Linked DNA regions of Mus musculus: region 1 is linked to region 2. The links are chromatin contacts, found by POLR2A ChIA-PET in ENCODE. All regions are on one chromosome and are shown on one strand. The core of a region is the stretch at or near the end of the contact, and the rest is flanking DNA. Distances in the headings are between cores, read along the strand shown. Region 1 holds the start of Celsr1 (cadherin, EGF LAG seven-pass G-type receptor 1). Region 2 holds the start of Trmu (tRNA 5-methylaminomethyl-2-thiouridylate methyltransferase).

Region 1 (6,472 bases), core at 3,500-5,999, 150 kb before region 2:
GCCTCTATTAGCATCCTCGTTAATGCAAGGCTCATTTTTTGTTTCATGTTTCAAATTTCACGATTTTCCATGAATCAGCTCCCCTCCCCCATCCCCAGAATGTAAGGTTGCAGGGGTCGGGTGGGCGGATGGGCTCAGTTTTACTCTTCAGAAGTCTTTTTTTTTTTTTCTTTCTGTGAAATTTAAAAGCAGGGGAGAAGATCACATTGCTCCTGGGACGGTTTCTTAGCGGGGGCTGCCTGTTCGAAAGCTAACTCAGGAATGCACAAGGTAAGGAACGGAGTCCAGAATTCACATCTCAACTCGAGCCCCCGGCAAAAAGCACTTTAAACTCGTACTCAACTCTAGAAAGTCATAGCTCCTGCTTATTATTTTTTTTTATTGTTTCTATTTTTAGAGTTGATGTGAAATACCTTGGAATGTTTGCAAAATAGAAACACCAGTTTCAGCCCCCTGTGCCCCTGGGAATGGTGGCAGCCATTCCACACACATTAAATCATAGTGAACAGGATGGCCTCAGGTAGTAATCTCAAAGGATCAGCAGGAGAATGACATGAACTGCTTCTCTGAGCAGGATGGCAGCCAGCTAGAAAGCCCAGGCGAGGGCACATTCTTCAGGCAGTGGCAGATGAGGCTAGCTCCCACCCCATTCCACATCCTTCTACAAAGCCCCAGGTGCGTGTCTTCCCTTCAGTAAACACCTGGTGGACTGGACCACTGTCTAGCACGGACTCAGTAGGAAATGGAATGAAAGTTAAAAGCCATAGCCCTCACCTCTCCTTGGCCATGAACACATAATACAGTATGTATCCAGACTGGAGAGAAGGCTTAGCAGTTAAGGGCACACTGACTGCCCTTCCAGAGGTCCTGAGTTCAATTCCCAACAACCACATGGTGGGTCACAACCATCTGTAATGAGATCGGATGCTGTCTTCTGGTGTGTCTGAAGTGTACTATATACATAAGATAAATAAATCTTTTTTTCTTTTCTTTTTTCTTTCTTTTTTTCTTTTTTGGCTTCTCAAGACAAAGTTTCTCTGTATAGCCCTGGCTGCCCTGGAACTCACTCTGTAAACCAGGCTGGCCTCGAATTCAGAAATCTGCCTGCCTCTGCCTCCCAAGTGCTGGTTCTAAAGGCATGTTCCACCACTTCCTGGCCATAAATAATTCTTAAAAAAAAACAAAAACAAACAAGGGCTGGTGAGATGGCTCAGTGGGTAAGAGCACCCGACTGCTCTTCCGAAGGTCCAGAGTTCAAATCCCAGCAACCACATGGTGGCTCACAACCATCCGTAACGAGATCTGGCACCCACTTCTGGAGTGTCTGAAGACAGCTACAGTGTACTTACATATAGTAAATAAATAAATCTTTAAAAAAACAAACAAAAAAAACCCCAAACAAACCTAAAGTATGTATTCTAGGATGGAATTATATATATATTCCTACCTCCCCAGCCCCAATAGATGATATTTGTTCTCACAATAAGCCTGCATATTATTTTTTCCAATTAATTTAAAAAAATTTTTTAAGATTTATTTATTTATTATATGTAAGTACACTGTAGCTGTCTTCAGACACTCCAGAAGAGGGAGTCAGATCTCGTTACGGATGGTTGTGAGCCACCATGTGGTTGCTGGGATTTGAACTCTGGACCTTCGGAAGAGCAGTCGGGTGCTCTTACCCACTGAGCCATCTCACCAGTCCCCAATTACTTTTTAAAAAAGATTTATTTATTATTATTTCCAAGTACACTGTAGTTGTCTTCAGACACGCCAGAAGAGGGTGTCAGATTGTGAGCCACCATGTGGTTGCTGGGATTTGAACTCAGGACTTTCAGAAGAGCAGTCAGTGTTCTTAACTGCTGAGCCCTCTCTCCAGCCCTCCAATTAATTTTTCTTTATTCATTTTACTTCCCTATCACAGCCCCTCCCTTCTCTCCTCCTAGTTCCACCTTTACAAATCTCTCCCCCAATGCATTTTTTTTAATTATTATTTTTTGTAGGGCTAGGGCTAGAAGCCAGGGCCTGGAGCATGCTGGGTAGATGCTCTATCTCTACCACCGAACTCCACCGCATTTCTGTCCCTTGGATGCTACTGGACCACCCTGAAACCCCATCGCAAGCTGCAGCCTGTCTTTGTATCCCTTTCCTTTAAACCCGGGGGCCTGGATGTGCACAGGGAAAGAGGCCGTAGCTTATGCACTTCGTAGCACTGTGAAATGAGCTCTGCCAGGTTCAGAGAGGGGCACCCTTGGCCCCCACCTGGTGGACTGGGCCTTGCTCCCGACCTGTCTATGAACAGAAGACTCTTATTGGCCTCTGTTGACAGCCTGTCAACCAGACTTGCCCTTGTGGGCTGGCCTGGGCTGGCCTGATCCCTGGGACCAGGAAATGTTAACTGGAAGCTTGCAGGTGTCTGGTTCCAGGAAAGCACCCACACCCAACTTACTCCATGCTTTTGAATTCTGTTTATTTAAACCCAACCCACCCTATTTAAAGACCTATTGCTACATGCGCCGTATGTGTGTGTGTGTGTGTGTGTGTGTGTGTGTGTGTGTGTGTGTGTGGTTTCTCCAGCTTTCTCCCTCCCACACCCAGGGGCTCTTCTTCCTGAGGCTCCAGAACCTTGAATTTCCTGCAAGTGCACCCCCAAGAGTAGCCTGGGGTAAGGTCCTGGCCCTGTCACATTTAAGGGTTAGATTTTTGTCTCCTTCCCACTCTCTTCACACACAGTTCTAAAGAGAGCTCTCAAGATCTATGAGGGTCCAAAAACAACTCTACCTTTAGGTTAGTGTAATGGCTTCTGTTGTTCCCAGTAAGAAAAGATTATTTTCAGCTACTGAGAAATCCCAGAGATTCATCTATGACATAAACTTTATGCTATATGTATGATCGTATATATATGATTAATATCACACATGTGTATATTAGTACACATATATGCTATTAATGCTGAGGAAGCTCCCTTGACTGTTTTTGTTTTTTGTTTTGTTGTCTTTTCTTTAAAGATTTATCTATTTATTTATTTTATGTAAGTACACTGTACACTTTTCAGACACACTCATCGGATCCCATTACAGATGGTTGTGACCACCATGTAGTTGCTGGGAATTGAACCTCTGAAAGAGCAGTCGGTGCTCTTGACCACTGAGCCATCTTTCCAGCTCCCCCCCAACTCCCCCCCCCCACAGGTTTTAAAGCGACCCTGTGTCCTATTGTCCTATTGTCATCCTGCTGGGCCCTGACTGCCTAGAAAACCCAACTCTGATGGTGATCAAGCAGCCTTCAGGGTCCCACTCCTCCAACTGATCCCAGGAGAAATCTTTCAAAGGCAAGAGGCCTGCCCAGTGTGTCCATGCGTGACTGAGGCTGCAGTGGGCTTGGGCCCCTTTCAAGGAGGTGGGGAAAATGTTGCAAAGGTCCGCCTCTCCCCTCCCTAGTTCGGAAGCACCGCCTTTAAGGTGTGCTCCTTTGGAATCTAGGCTCGGTCTTGCGGCTCTGAAGCCACGCCCCACCCTTTCACGCAGGGCGAGAGTGATTCTCCAGCCCCCTTCTGGTTTTCCCCAGGTTCTCACGGATCCTGCCCCCTCAGTGTTTGCTTGTCCCCTGATGGGCAGTAACTAGGGGTTTGGTGACAGACGGTCTCCTCCACCAATGTTCAGGCCCCACAGCATGTTCTGGGGAACAAGGCCCCTCCCACTGTCACCTCCAAACTACATTATTTTTCTTTCCAATTTAAATGTTGCACTTTAAACAAAGTGGAACCCGAATCCGGTTAACTGCCCATGAGATTTCAAAATCCAAGGAACTCCTTGGAGTTAAGCATTTGAGCTCCCGCGAGGCTGGAGTCTAACAGTCTCCCAGTCCCCTGCCACCGCCACGACTCTACCGAAGTTTTCTAGCACCTCTGTATCTTGGAACTCTAGATCTAACTCTCTCGACGCCAGGGGTGGCTTACTCATAGATCTGCACTATCAGGTGCAATGCGAGGATTGAACAGCACTCGGCCCAGAGGAAACTGTACGAGGGACTCTTTAGCAGCCGCGGCCCGGGACTCTAGAGCAGTAGTTGAGCGCCACGCTCCCAGGGCCCGGTCCTCTGCGGATGTTGGGTGCCAAGACCGAAAGGGAAGGGGCTGGAGGCCAGGCCCCGCTAGGGCCGCGCCCCCACGTCTCCATGGAGATCATCGGGGCGCGCACCTCCTGGCTGGCTCCCTCCCCATCATCCTCCCCCTCCCAGGGCTGAACAATGAGCCACTGGGAGGGGGCGGGGCGGGGCCGGGGGCGGGGAGAGAGAGAGAGTGGCGGGGGCGCTGGCAAAGCACACCGCCTAGCCAGCAATCCGTCGCCAGGGTCTGCGGGCGGTGTGGTGATCGCAGCCCCCGCCCCGCCCCGGGCCCGCCCAGCTTCCCACGCCCGCCCAGCAGAGTCGGTGCTGGGGCCACCTGGAGCCGCCTGGAGCCGGCGCTGCTGCAGGTTGATGCGCGGCGCCCTCCCGGGACGCACGGAGGAGCCATCTTGAAACCAACTTGGCAAACTTTCGCAAAGTGCTCTCGAAGTGGAAGCTGAGCGGGAGGCCGGGCGCGCGGCCCCCGGTGTCCTCGCCAGGGCCCCCGGGGAGGCAGAGCGCGGGCCGCCCCGAGGGCCCGGCGCTGGGCGCGCGGGAGCCGCCCCCCGGCCGCGCCGGGTGGATGCGGAGGTGCGCCGGGTGCATGGATTGTGCTCCGGCGCCCGGCTCGGGCTGCGGCTCCGGGCCATGGCGCCGTCATCGCCGCGCGTGCTGCCCGCGCTGGTGTTGCTGGCCGCCGCCGCCCTGCCAGCCCTGGAGTTGGGAGCAGCCGCTTGGGAGCTGCGGGTGCCTGGCGGGGCCCGCGCCTTCGCTCTCGGACCCGGCTGGAGCTACAGGTTGGACACCACGCGCACGCCTCGGGAGCTGCTGGACGTGAGCCGCGAGGGGCCAGCAGCCGGTCGGAGGCTTGGGCTTGGCGCGGGGACTCTGGGCTGTGCCCGCTTGGCCGGGAGGCTGCTGCCGCTGCAGGTCCGGCTGGTCGCCCGCGGCGCCCCGACGGCCCCGAGCTTGGTACTAAGGGCACGCGCCTATGGTGCCCGCTGTGGGGTCCGGCTGTTGCGCCGCTCGGCCCGCGGTGCAGAGCTGCGCTCTCCGGCCGTCCGCTCAGTTCCTGGACTTGGAGATGCGCTCTGCTTCCCGGCCGCAGGCGGCGGCGCAGCCTCGCTGACTTCGGTGCTTGAGGCCATCACCAACTTCCCCGCCTGCAGCTGCCCGCCGGTCGCCGGGACCGGCTGCAGGCGCGGACCCATTTGCCTGCGGCCAGGAGGTTCAGCTGAGCTGCGTCTGGTGTGCGCCCTGGGACGCGCGGCAGGCGCCGTTTGGGTAGAGCTGGTAATAGAGGCGACCTCTGGGACGCCCTCAGAGTCGCCCTCGGTGTCGCCATCGTTGCTTAACCTGTCCCAACCTCGGGCGGGGGTGGTGCGACGGTCTAGGCGGGGCACGGGCAGCAGCACGAGCCCGCAGTTCCCGCTGCCCAGCTACCAGGTGTCAGTGCCTGAGAATGAGCCTGCGGGCACTGCGGTCATCGAACTGCGCGCGCACGACCCAGACGAAGGCGATGCAGGACGCCTTAGCTACCAGATGGAGGCGCTGTTCGATGAGCGCTCTAATGGCTACTTCCTCATCGATGCCGCCACGGGTGCAGTGACCACAGCCCGCTCCCTGGACCGGGAGACCAAGGACACTCATGTACTCAAAGTTAGTGCTGTGGACCACGGCTCCCCGAGGCGCTCAGCTGCCACCTACCTCACCGTAACTGTCAGTGACACTAACGACCACAGCCCAGTCTTTGAGCAGTCTGAGTATCGAGAGCGAATTCGAGAAAACCTGGAGGTGGGCTATGAGGTTCTGACCATCCGTGCCACCGACGGGGATGCCCCTTCCAACGCAAACATGCGCTATCGTCTGCTGGAGGGCGCAGGTGGTGTCTTTGAGATAGACGCACGATCAGGTGTCGTGCGCACACGGGCTGTGGTGGACCGTGAGGAGGCGGCTGAGTACCAGCTGCTGGTGGAGGCCAATGACCAGGGTCGCAATCCAGGCCCACTCAGTGCCTCAGCCACCGTCCACATAGTGGTAGAAGACGAGAATGACAACTACCCCCAGTTCAGTGAGAAGCGCTATGTGGTTCAAGTCCCAGAAGACGTAGCCGTCAACACGGCTGTGCTTCGAGTCCAGGCCACTGACCGGGACCAGGGGCAGAATGCAGCCATACACTACAGCATCGTTAGTGGCAACCTGAAGGGTCAGTTCTACCTGCATTCGCTTAGTGGGAGCCTGGATGTTATCAACCCGCTGGACTTCGAGGCCATCCGGGAGTACACCCTGCGCATCAAAGCCCAGGATGGGGGCCGGCCTCCTCTCATTAATTCCTCAGGACTGGTCTCGGTGCAGGTGTTAGATG
Region 2 (6,316 bases), core at 1,168-3,667:
CCCTGGGTTCAATTCTCAACACCAAACATTTAAATTAAGGCGTTGGCTATTCCGTAGGGCTCTATCATCCACATGTTTTATGATCTCTCTTCTCCACTGTGACAAATACCCAACCAAATATCACATAGGTCAGCACTGGCCCTCCAGTGTCTCAGAAAACTCACTGTGGTTCACCTTGCATCAAAACCCTGTTTCTCCCTCCGAATAAGCTGAATGTAAGGAAAGACAGGGAACTGTATTAAAAGCTTCAAGTGTTTGATTATTGCCCCCTCCTCCAAAAAATTCCAGGGATTTTGCTGACAAACCTTTAACAAATAAAATACCACACTCAGGGGGCTGGAGAGATGGCTCAGCAGTTAAGAGCACTGACTGCTCTTCCAGAGGTCCTGAATTCAATTCCTAGCAACCACATGGTGGCTCACAACCATCTGTAATGGGATTCGATGCCCTCTTCTGGTGTGTTTGAAGACAGCTACAGTGTACTCATATAAAATAAACAAGTAATTCTTAAAAAAAAAAACCACACTCATTAAAGTCCCACACAGCCTGGTATGAGATGAGGCCCTCTTTTGTGTCTGGAGGCACCTGACTGTGCTCTACTGTAGAGATTAACCATGCTGGGCTCAGCTCTTGAGGTGGTCTTACACGTAACTTACTAATGCAGAGATGGCATAATACAATCCTGTGTCCCAAGAGCTAATACAATGCCCAGGGCATAAGGAGAGCCAAAACCCCACAAGCTTGTAACATGAACAAACTCTACGCAGAGTTTTAGAACCCCACCATTCCCATGCTACATCTGCCTGGTCAATTGTCTCACAGAGGGACAAGACCCACATGCATGGAGCCAGGCACTCAAGGACTGGTCAACTTTCTACGGATTGCAGTATGGGACATCACCTCTAAGAGCCCTCGATGCCGAAATGAGAGGATGGTTTTCTTTCCTCTGATACCGTCCATCAATTTCTTTCATGAAAAAAATCCAAGGAAGGGTAAAAGTTAGATGTAGCAGCCTGAGGGGAGAGAGCCTTTGTTTTGGCTAGGTTCCCACTGTTATGATAAACACCACGATCAACAGCATCTTGGAGAGGAAAGGATTTATTTGGCCCTAAAGGTCACAGTCTACCATCAGGGGAAGCTGGGGCAGGAACTCAGGTCAGGAACCTGAAGGCAGAATTGAATCATAGGTTATAAAAGAATACTGCTTATGGGCTTGTTTCTTTGGCCTGCTCAGCCTGTTTTCTTATAAAACCTAGGACCACCTGCCCAGAGATAGCATTACTCCTAATGGAACGAGGCTTCCTACACCAATTATTAAGAGAAGGCCCCACTGACTAGCCTACAGGCCAGGGTGATGACAGTTTCTCAGCTGAGGTTCCCTCCTACCAGAGGACCCTAACATGTCACATAGTTTTAATGTGACATAAAAACTAGGCAGCAGTTGATCTCCCTTTAGTAGTAAAAGATAAATCTGTAAGAATGATGCCAACCTTTGCCACTTCCCAAAGCATCTAGTTACACAGTTCTCATTGGAAACCTTCAAAGACTCACACTGCCTACTCAACATTACCCCAAATTCCTTAATACCGTCAGCTTCACTAACCCCACTATATCCTATTCTGGCCGGCACTCTCTCCTCTGCCTCCTGCCTGTGTTACTGCAGCCAGTTCTTTGTAGAGAAATGCTTCCCTCTTCCTTTCTCACCATAGTACACACCTGTATCCTGTGGCTCTTTTACTCTGTCATAACAGCTGTGATTATAAAAGAATCGCTCCTGCTTTCCGATATATCTCACATTGTATAGCTAACCCTTTCAATACATACTGTGCCATTTAATCATTCCAGTCATCCCATATTACGGGTCATCCCATTTTTACTGGGGGGTGCTTAGTTAACTTGCCCAAGCCCAGGCTCCTGGCCCCGCGCCTCTGCACCCCGCGTGCCCCGGGGAAGATGATCCACGGCTGAGGGGGACTCCATTAAAAGCCGCCAAGGTGAATGCGGAGAGGTTGACACAAGGTGGGGCCACACAGCAGGAGGAATGTACACCGGTCGTTGGAATCAGATCCGAACCCTAAGGACCCATGAGGCTACATCTACAAGTCAGGAAGAACTGGTAGCTGTTCGGAGTGAAGTTTGTCATCCAACGAAGGAGAACACTGGAGTGATTTTGTCATTAGAGTTGGCGGTGTCCTCGCCTGGAGGCCCGCGGAGTCTGCAAAAGGCCAGGCCTCAGACCTGGAGGAGCCCAAGCTCCTGTCCCCAGTGAGGAACCCTGGCCTCACCTCTCCGCCGCAACAGCAGCGCCGCCACCGCGCTGTCCACACCGCCAGACAGGGCGCACACGACGTGCCGCAGCGCCGACATCAGGCTACACCGCGAGCTTTCTGGCTGCGTCCAAGCTACGCCGGAAGTCCCAGCCTCCGGGGGACGGGGGGGACGGGGGGGGGGGGCGTCCTCACTCTTCACCCGGCGGGAAACGTGCTCCGCTCACCCAGTGTTCTGCAGGCTTTTGGGTTCCGCGCGGCGGATCGGCCGAGGAGCACTAGGTGGCAGCATGTCCCAGATAGGCCAGCGATGAGTTGGTCGGGTCCGGCTTCTTAGCCACCACTCGCTGCCCTTGCGACGTTTTCTTCTGTGCTCAGCTGGCGCTCCTGGGTCAGCTGCACCAGGAACAGCCTCCGCTCGGGCTTGAGGTCTCAAAGGCGTTCCTGGGCACACACAAGGTCGAGATGCTGTGTCGGCCGCTGGCTCCTCCTGTTTACCCGCTGGAGGGACAGGGCTGTCAACACGTTCTCATTGGATTCTAGATGCTTGCGGGCCTGGCGGGTGCAGAGCCAGTGGAGGACAAAGCATAGTGGACCGTTGCTCAGTAAGGCTTTGCTAGCAGCTCAGTCAACGGGTTGGAGTAGGGGATGGGAGCGTAGTTAACCAGACCCAGACAGTAGCTGGGAAGGATGGGCCACGGAAGACTGGGAGAGTTTGGAGTCGCACCTGTTCATCCTGGTGCCTGTGATTTAAGAGTGTTTGTTTCGTGGGCCATTCTTGGAGGACGAACGAGCACTCTGCGGGGATCAGCTCTAACGAGTGGATGCTTTGGGGACCTCAGGCTGGAGCTGTGGCTCTTCCTGAATTGATTGTGGGGGGCCTCGCACATGACAGATGTTGAGTGGCTGCTGGAAGAAAATAGATACGAGTCCTGGGACAGAAAGAGAGAGAGAGAGAGAGAGAGAAGAGAGAGAGAGAGAGAGAGAGAGAGAGAGAGAGAGAGAGAGAGAGAGAGAGACAAAAGGGCAGGGGGTCATGTCTGTGGAGTGTTCTAGCCTTGAGGACCAGGACCTCCCTTCTTGGGTATGGGCATTTAGTATAGCAAATCTCACTTTTCCTACCAGAACCTATGATAGGGCCAACCACAAAGTAGCAGAAACCAGACAAACCTATGTTAGAATTTTTGTCTACTTGACACAAGCTAGGGGTGGGGGGACATCAATTGAGAAAATGCTTCCATTAGATTGGCCCTTAGACAAGTCTGTGAGATTTGTTGATTGATGTGAGAGCCACACCAGTGCAGGTGATCTTGGGTTGTAAAAGAAGGCAAACTAATCAAGCCATGCGGAGCAAGCCAGTAAGCAGTGTTCCTCCATGGCCTCTGCTTCAGTTCCTGTCAAAATTCCGTCTCTAACTTTCCTTCAGGTTGGTCTGTGATTCGGATGTGCAAACCACATAAATAAACCCTTTCCTCCCTGCGCTGCTGTTGGCCAGTATTTTCTTACACTAGAGAGAAAACTGGGGCGTTTCTTTTTCCTGCACAAGGTGTTTTTTGCTTCCCTATAACTCCCAAAGTCTGCAGTGTGATACACCATGGACAGGAAAGTGCTGTGCGGCACCAACCCAAATGGTATGTGGGCTTCAGGAACACTGCCCCCCCACAATGGTAAGAAATTACAGGGAAGCAAGCCTCTGCCATCTCCGAGGGTGGGGCTTTGGTCATCAGCCTACATCAGTATACTTCATGCCAGCCCCTCAGCTCAAGTCTCCAGTGTGTCCCAAAGCTGACCCTTCTGAACAGCCAGCCGAGGAGCTATGAAGAAGAACGTAGGGGAAAGCCACCTTTGAGCATCTTCAGAGGGGAAAGCAGAGGGACTGCAGCATATGCTGCCAAAAACCAGATGCCCCGGTAGACAGAGCAGAGTACGGCCGCATGAGGACAAGGCGTGCGCTGAGCCAGGGCTAAGTACAGACATCACCAAGGTAGCCTAGTTAGTTATTCATAGGTTAATGTCCTCTCCCCACCAAACACACCAAGGAAGGATGCAGCCACTCCTTACCCAACAGTACCCTAAGGGAAATGTAGCCCTGCCCCTACTGCAAACCCAGCTTTCTTAAATGAGTTCAATTCTACATTTCCTTTTTCCCCTGTGTGATAGGTGTGAGTGGGTCAGGGAAGGTGAGGGCCATTTACAGCGCTAATGTTCAGGACTCCAGAGTTTACTGCCCACTGGGGAAGAATCTGCTGCCATCCCTCCAGGGTCCTTGGCATCTTGGCAGACCTTTTATAAGGTCTGTGCCCTACCTCACTTTGCCACTGCTGTGTCTAGGACCCCACTCCAGCTGGCAGCTTTGGGTTCACCTCATTAACCAGAGAATGAGAAACCCGTGCAGATCTCAGTCTCAGCTGACAATGGGTGGCCTCAGATTGAAGCACGGACATGAATGGGGTCCACACAGTGCTTTCTGCAGTCATCCATAGGTCAGTGGCTTCCAGGCAGCTAGTCTTTAACAGATGAGGCTTCAAGCATGGTACTAACTTCCCAGTGACTTTCCCCATGTCCCACATCACCTGGCTGTTGTGCTCCCAGAAGTGCCCTAGGGATGAGAGCTGCAGGCTTAGCCCAACTCTCAGACTGAAGCAGACCCTCCCTCATATCCCAATTCCCTTTACTCTCTGCACTCTAGCTGCCCAGAGCAGCCTGTGAAAGCTGTGGTCCTACCGTATCAGAATAAGCAATGCAGGTTATGCAGGCCCGGATGACAGGCTGGTGTACCTGGGGTGGGCTGGAGACTGATATTTATACCAATTTTATCCCCCTACATTATATAAAACTAAGGTTGGATAATGAAAGACTTCCGCAGTGTCTAGTGAATGAAAACAGCTCTACACGTCCAAATGTCAAGTGTAAACTCCAAGCATGCTTTAATAAACTTTATAATTTAATTTAAATCTAGAGTATTTAATTTTCAAACAAATTTAAGTGTACAGTCATTTGCTATTTTACATACAAAAGAATCAAAACAAAATTTCTAGAGAGCTGTGTTTCAGCCTGATGAAAGGCAGGGATCAGGGCAGCCACGGAGGTGGGAGGCTTAGGTTCATAGGGGGACCCCACCACTCAGACACGAGCAGTATAAAGGGCTCCCCCTGTCAAATACAATTCCTTCTAAAATTTGTTTCTCCAGGTCTAAGGCCACATCAGAAGGAAACAGAATCAACAGCAGAGGGCTGTGCGCTGCTCAGAACTTGAGAAGCGGTGAGTCCACGTTCTCTTTGTCAGCCTCAGGGCTCAGCTGGATCAGTGGGGAGCCCAGGTCGATCAGCTGGAAGAGAATGGAGAGATCAGGGTGAACACAGCTGTCTGTGCCTCCACACAAGAAGCTGCAGTGACTGAGCCAATCCCACCTGGCCCAAGGACAGGAAACAGCAGCAGTGTGGCAAGGAGACTCAGTCATCAATCACGCCTAAGACTCTTAGGAGAGAAACCTCAAACCCATCAACACTGACTTCCTGACAGGGCAGGCAGGCAGGAGAGGGTTGGGAATACGACTGCCCTAAGAGTTCCTCCAGGTCCAGCCAGATACCTGACGGCAACGGGTGACCATGGAGAAGCCAAGCATGAGTCTGAGACAGACCCTGTGAGCCCAAGGGCACCATGCAGCACCCAGCCCTGCCAGAGCCCTGGGCTGAAGTCAGCACGAATCCCCTGCTGCTGCTCACCTGGCCCAGCTCAGCCTTTGCAGGCTTCCCCACATCATTTCTACCCATGTCTGGAGTGTTCATTATGAGGTCAATCAGGGGCCAGCTGCTAGGTCCCAAGGCCGTGTTCGACTCAGGGGTGTTGCTGAAGTCGATGAGAGGGCAGTCGGCCAGGTCTCTGCCTCCTGCTTCAGGGGTGATGGTGAGCTGGTCCAGCTTGAGGTCCAGGAGAAGACCCTAAGCAGGGCAGAGAGGGAAAGTCGGTGCCAAGCAACCACCCTGGGAAGCCAGGCTTTGCCCATGACCCGAGGTTCACGGCCTGGAGCCCAAGGGAAAGGCAGGCGT

Evidence for each region. ChIA-PET counts read pairs that join two places held with the same protein, here RNA polymerase II (POLR2A).
Region 1: POLR2A ChIA-PET joins it to region 2 with 12 read pairs in Patski. The contact joins the promoter of Celsr1 here to the promoter of Trmu in region 2. POLR2A ChIA-PET finds 5 or more read pairs at or near these places in 2 of 5 experiments (Patski and embryonic stem cell).

The regions. Positions count from the first base shown.
Region 1 is chr15:86,032,054-86,038,525 of GRCm38, reverse strand. Celsr1 (cadherin, EGF LAG seven-pass G-type receptor 1) reads left to right here and starts at 4,749. Exons shown (of 35, transcript NM_009886.2): 1 at 4,749-6,472. The coding sequence starts at 4,756. Gm34764 (a long non-coding RNA gene) reads right to left here and starts at 4,273. Exons shown (of 3, transcript XR_384307.4): 1 at 3,959-4,273.
Region 2 is chr15:85,875,428-85,881,743 of GRCm38, reverse strand. Trmu (tRNA 5-methylaminomethyl-2-thiouridylate methyltransferase) reads right to left here and starts at 2,417. Exons shown (of 11, transcript NM_028063.2): 1 at 2,286-2,417. The coding sequence starts at 2,367. It overlaps Gtse1 (G two S phase expressed protein 1), which reads right to left. Exons shown (of 12, transcript NM_001168672.1): 11 at 5,993-6,208; 12 at 5,171-5,595. The coding sequence ends at 5,512.